Linked DNA regions of Mus musculus: region 2 is linked to region 1. Evidence: chromatin loops called from intact Hi-C (ENCODE). Cell type or tissue: heart. All regions are shown on one strand.

What was found. Peaks named below come from ENCODE experiments on the same cell type or tissue, not always from the same donor. Only the 100,000 strongest peaks of a DNase experiment are listed, where the experiment ranks them.
Region 2: a loop joins it to region 1, with 2.6 times the contacts of the local background. A loop is called at or near these places in 1 of 42 quality-filtered maps.

What each region holds. Positions count from the first base shown.
Region 1 is chr1:88,755,731-88,758,230 of GRCm38, forward strand. Platr5 (pluripotency associated transcript 5) reads left to right here. Exons shown (of 3, transcript NR_040493.1): 3 at 1-3. Among named protein-coding and RNA genes, the nearest start is that of Platr5, 2.1 kb to the left of the region's middle. In heart, a CTCF peak has its summit at 1,067 (motif pointing right); DNase peaks (open chromatin) are centred at 1,111, 1,531 and 2,221; H3K27ac peaks cover 746 bases.
Region 2 is chr1:89,134,762-89,137,261 of GRCm38, forward strand. All of the region lies in intron 2 of Sh3bp4 (SH3-domain binding protein 4), which reads left to right. Among named protein-coding and RNA genes, the nearest start is that of Gm34331, 32 kb to the left of the region's middle. In heart, no CTCF peak of the experiment used is centred here; a DNase peak (open chromatin) is centred at 1,520; H3K27ac peaks cover 629 bases.

The sequences.
Region 1 (2,500 bases):
ATCAGAGAACTTGGTCTTGGCTCCTTATTTCTCTTGCTGTCCTTCCCATCCATCGCCAGCTTTCTTTTCAGGAACCCAGTACCCCGTGGCTGCTGTCGGCTACAGTCTCACTCTCTCCATCCTCCTTGGGAGATTCATCTTGTCCCTGTTTCCTAAGCCCCTGTAAGAAGTAGTTGTAAATTTTCTTACAAACCTAATTTTCTGCCCGGAGATCATAGCAACTTATCTGTTTCTCAGTCCTGCCTGTTTTAAAATCAGCTTTCCCCAATACTCCTGTGGTTCCAATCTGTGGGCAGTAATTTGACACTAACCACAAAGAGCCAGTGTCCCTCTCCCCCACCCCCGCCCCCATGATAAACTTATATCTCAGGAAAAAATAAACAAACAAAAGCAAAACAAAACAAAAAAAAAACCCAAACTTTACATGGTCAAAGAGTTACATAACATTTAATTATCAACTTTCTTGAAATTAAGAGAGGAGCTGTTGGAAAGCGAGCTACCGGCCAGCAGGAGTGATGACTATTGGCTCAGGAGGGTTAACTGCTGAGCCAGACACTGCTTTCAATGCCTTTTGGTGGGCAAAATAAAGATAGTTCTCAGTAGCTACCTTCAGTGAGAAATGAAGACAGACCTGTGCTCAAGGCACAGAAAAGGAAGACAGAACTAACTCTCCACAATCTTATCTATCCTCAGGAGAGGGGACATGGCAGAGCTGGGGTGTGGGGATTTCAGGGCCAGGTCCCACTCTAACCATTTGGCCGCATGATATGTTTGCTGTGCAGGATGTGTGAAAGCCAGAGGCAGAGGTACTTGTCACTGTCGTCAGGAAAAAAATCTACCAAAGACAGAAAAATTATCTGGAGGCTCCAGCGCACTTGCCCTGCTTCAGACACAAACATAATCAGTTACTCCCGCTATTGTGTCCAAAATGATACCGGGATGTATATGTCTTAATTCTCAGAAAATTAAGCATTCGACTGTTGAAGCCACATGACTTCTCTCACACAAATTAGATTTCCTCCACCCCAGGGATTCTGACCCATAGCGTTGTCACTTCCGCCAGGGCCACAAGGGGGTGCTGTGGACGACCAGCCCGAGTTGATGGAAGGAGGCCCATTCACTTCCCCTGTAGGAGCCAGAGCCACACTGTGACATTTCAGTCAGTTTAACACCACTCAGCAACATTTCCAACCACTCTGAGGGTGTGAGCCTCCGGGCTCCACTGAGTATAAAAGCTCCCCTCAAAAGGGACATGAGAGCCAAACATGTGTTCCTAATGGGCACACCAGGGGTGACAAGGGCTCTATTCCATTGCTAGGACAACCCTGCTCCCGGGCTGGCGAACCAGGCCCACCCATCAGTCCATCCATCCCATGGTTCACTACAACTCCAGGCGAAGCCTCATCGGGTGCTAGTAAAAAGAAATCTCTATGCTTTCCTTGGAAGAATAAGTCAAGTCCCTCTCCACTGCCGGTTACATTGCTCTTCACTGGATTGTGTGCGGCTAAGGCTAAAAGGAAGACTCCATCCGCCAAGGCCCACAGTGAGAGAGTGCGCTCCACTTCCTGAAGAGTGGGAGGTGTTTGGCTGCAGTCTCCAGCGGGTTTCAGAATCCTGTCTAACCATCCGTTTTCATTACAAACCCCCTCCTTTGAGTCAGAGAAATTACAGCTCACAGACTTGGCTAATTTACATGCTTCCCAATTATATACCTTGATGCAAACAAGAGAATTCAAGCGTTTAGTAGCAACAATGGCTGAAGACTGGAATAAGCCAAGCCCCTTAATCATCATCAGGGGGATTCTGACTTGTAGGCTGACACAAACAAAGGAAGACGTCCAGGCTGGGTGGTTGGAGCTGGAAGTCTTTGGAATCTTTTTTCTTTTCTTTTCCTCTTTTCTTTCTGTTTTTCCCACATTCTTGGAGCTAGCAAGGCATACAAACAAATACAAAATCCAAGCAGCAAAATGTATTTGGTTGCTCACTGGAAATCCTAAATGCTCCACAGAATGGAGGGTTTTTTTGTTTTCTTGGCAGTTTCTCTGTTCCCAGACCTTTAATCCTGAAGATTCTGGGATCTGGAGGCAAAGGGATGTTTTGCTGTTTGGGGCTGACTGAGTTACAGGGGCAGAAGAGAGAGTGTGATTGACACAACAAACACCCACTGTGATCCCTCCCTCCCCAGCCCAGGCCAGCTGTATCCAATCTGGGAAGCTGGGGTGGACTCTTGCCACTTCTCAGGCAGTCAGGCGGACAGCCCTGAGGATCACAGCCCTCTTAAATCTGAACCCACGACTTCACCCTCAGCTCGGGGCTGTCATTTCCTCCCCCTTCTGCCCTATTAGTCTCCCATCCCTAAACATCTGCATTCTGCCTGCTTCTGTCCACCCTGCACCAAGTGACAGGAAATTAGATGTCACCAAGACCAGTCACTCCCACAGAGATGCCATATTTCCTGCCCCTGCCAGGCTTTTCCATGCTGTTTGCCAATTTTGTCTTA
Region 2 (2,500 bases), 380 kb after region 1:
TGGTTCAGGGCACTAGCTATGTCCCCTCTGTAAGAGACAACCGTGATTCATCTTTTTACAACTCTGTGTCCACTCCTGAGGCCCGGATCTGATCCCAGGACGTATGGTCATGAGAGGGCCCTGGTCTATTTTTCTATCTTGATCGTTTGTGTTTTCCACTGACCTCTGAGTCCTTTGTGATGATGGAGAGCCTCAGCCTCACAGATTTGATGAACCTGGATCCACCCCAGCCTGCCCCGATAAAGCTGCTCGCTCAGGAATCTCCCAGTACCTCTGTGTGTGTGGCCTTCTTCTGTTCTAGACTTGGAGGGAGGCGAGGCTACACAGCCAGTGCCTCAGTGCTGTGTTCTATGTCTGCACCTGACCAACAGCGTTCAGCTTCCCTAGACCAGAAGTAACCATTCCCAAAGGAAACAGCGGGTTTTTCTCAACTACATCATGTGACCGTTCCCAGCCAGGAGTGGTAGTTACTTTCCTGTGGTTAGGATGAAGCACCACAACCAACGAAACGTATGGAAGAGAGGACTTATTTTGACATACGGTTCCAGAGGGATAAGAGTTCACCATGGCAGGCAGGCTGGCAGGCATGGCAGCAAGTGTAATAGAAGACGCAGGAAGCTGAGGGCTCACACACTGACCCGCAGGCACAAAAGCAGGGAGTGAATGAATAGCGTGGACCTTTTAATCGCAAAAAAAAAAAAAACCCCACCTTTACTGATGTACTTCCTCCAGCAAAGCTGCCCAAGTAGGGTCACCAACTGGGGACCAAACATTGGAGCCTATGGGAGACGTGTCTCATTCAAACCACCACACCTTCAGTGGCTTCCAGAAGTCCTCAGGGGGAAAGGTGAGCTGTGACCCATGCAGCCCTGGTCCTCACTCACTTGCCGAGGCACTCCAGGGCTCACCCCAGTTCCAGTCCCAGGCTCAGGTGCCTTTAGGCAGGGCTACTCTGACTCCGTGTCCCGTGTCCCAGCACATCCCAGGCTGTTTACATGGGAGCCAAGGCAAGATTCTGCCCCTAGGGTTCTAAAGTCAGGAGGTTGCCTTGAAGCTTGTCATTAGTGCCCCTTCTTTGTGCCATTCGGACTCGGGTTCTTTAACCCTCCAGAAAATCAGTCTTGTGGCCTGGACTGGGATGGCAGAGATGACCAGCTCATTTCTGATGGAAGGACTTGTTAGACACAAGAGGAAAGCAAGCACAGGTAGTAAACACCAGTGTCCTTAGAGCAGATGAAGAACCAAAACATACTCCTTACTCACGGGTTCTCAGAGCAGCTCTGAGCTTCACCAGTGTCCTCAGGACAAGCCTGCCATCAGCTGTCACAGCCAGTAGGCATCTCCTGACCTTCCCTTCTGTATTGGCAGCACAGTCTACTGCCTCTCCTTAGACACCCCGGCCTTCAGAATCGCAGGGGACACTTGTGCGGCTGGAAAGTTGGCAAGCCCAGGCTGTGTATGGGCTCCAGCCCATTCCTGAAGTGACTTTCCCCCCCCCCCTCCCACTCTCCAACCTCTTTCCTCTGTCATGAGTTCCCCAGTGTCCGTAAATGGCACGGAGTCTCTGGCATAGAGAGCTTGCAAGCTGTGATCTTCTGGAATCTTAAGGTGGGCGGGAAGTCGGAAGCCTTTCTTGGATCTCTGCCCACTGGTCCCTGGAGCCAAGACTGGCCTCTGATGCTTGGTAGTAGTAATTGGTATTCATTGAGACCTTGCCTCACGTTGTGTATCATTCCATCGTGTGTATTTCTTAAGAAATACAGCAAGTGTAGTTAATGGGCTGGATAGGATTCAGGATTTGTATTGTTAGCAGCAGCAGGAGGTGGGTGCTGAGCCTGCACATTCTGTACATGGGTCCTTTGAGCTGGGGATGTAGTGCCTGGGGCTGGTGAGCTTACTTTGTCATAGAGAGCTGTGTGAGGGTGCCACACCTGCGTCAGAGGCCCCATTTTCAGCCATGTTCTAGGTGGAGTGTTGAGCGCCCCATTGTTTGGGGCTGAGGCGGTATGCATTGGTTTCTGGTAGAGAAGCTGCAAATTTCACGCATTGAAATCAGCTCTTATTGCTATTTCTTGCCCGTCGTCAGTCCTGGTTTAGGGTCTGCTCCAAGCCAACGAAAGACCCCGCCACAAATTTTAAGCCTGGTCTACCTCATCCTACTAAGAACCAACCGTACTCATAATTATGTCCACCAGCAGCCTAGGAATAGCAGTTTGATAGTGTGCCCAATTTCACATGTATTCATTAGCTGCACGTCATAAACCTGGTAGCCCCCAAGGACTGTGCGTATGATGTCTGTTCAGTTCTAGTGGGGACTAGGGGTACACATAGGCAGGGAGCAGCCTCCCACCCCTACCCCCACCCCCAAGCCACCATGGCAAGGCTTCAAGAGCAAATGGTGTTACTGGCTCTCTGTTCCTTGTGCCAAGCCTCCCACGGCCACTCCTCCAACAGGACCCGCCACTCTGGACAGACAGGGGCTGTTTTCTTCCTGAGTCCT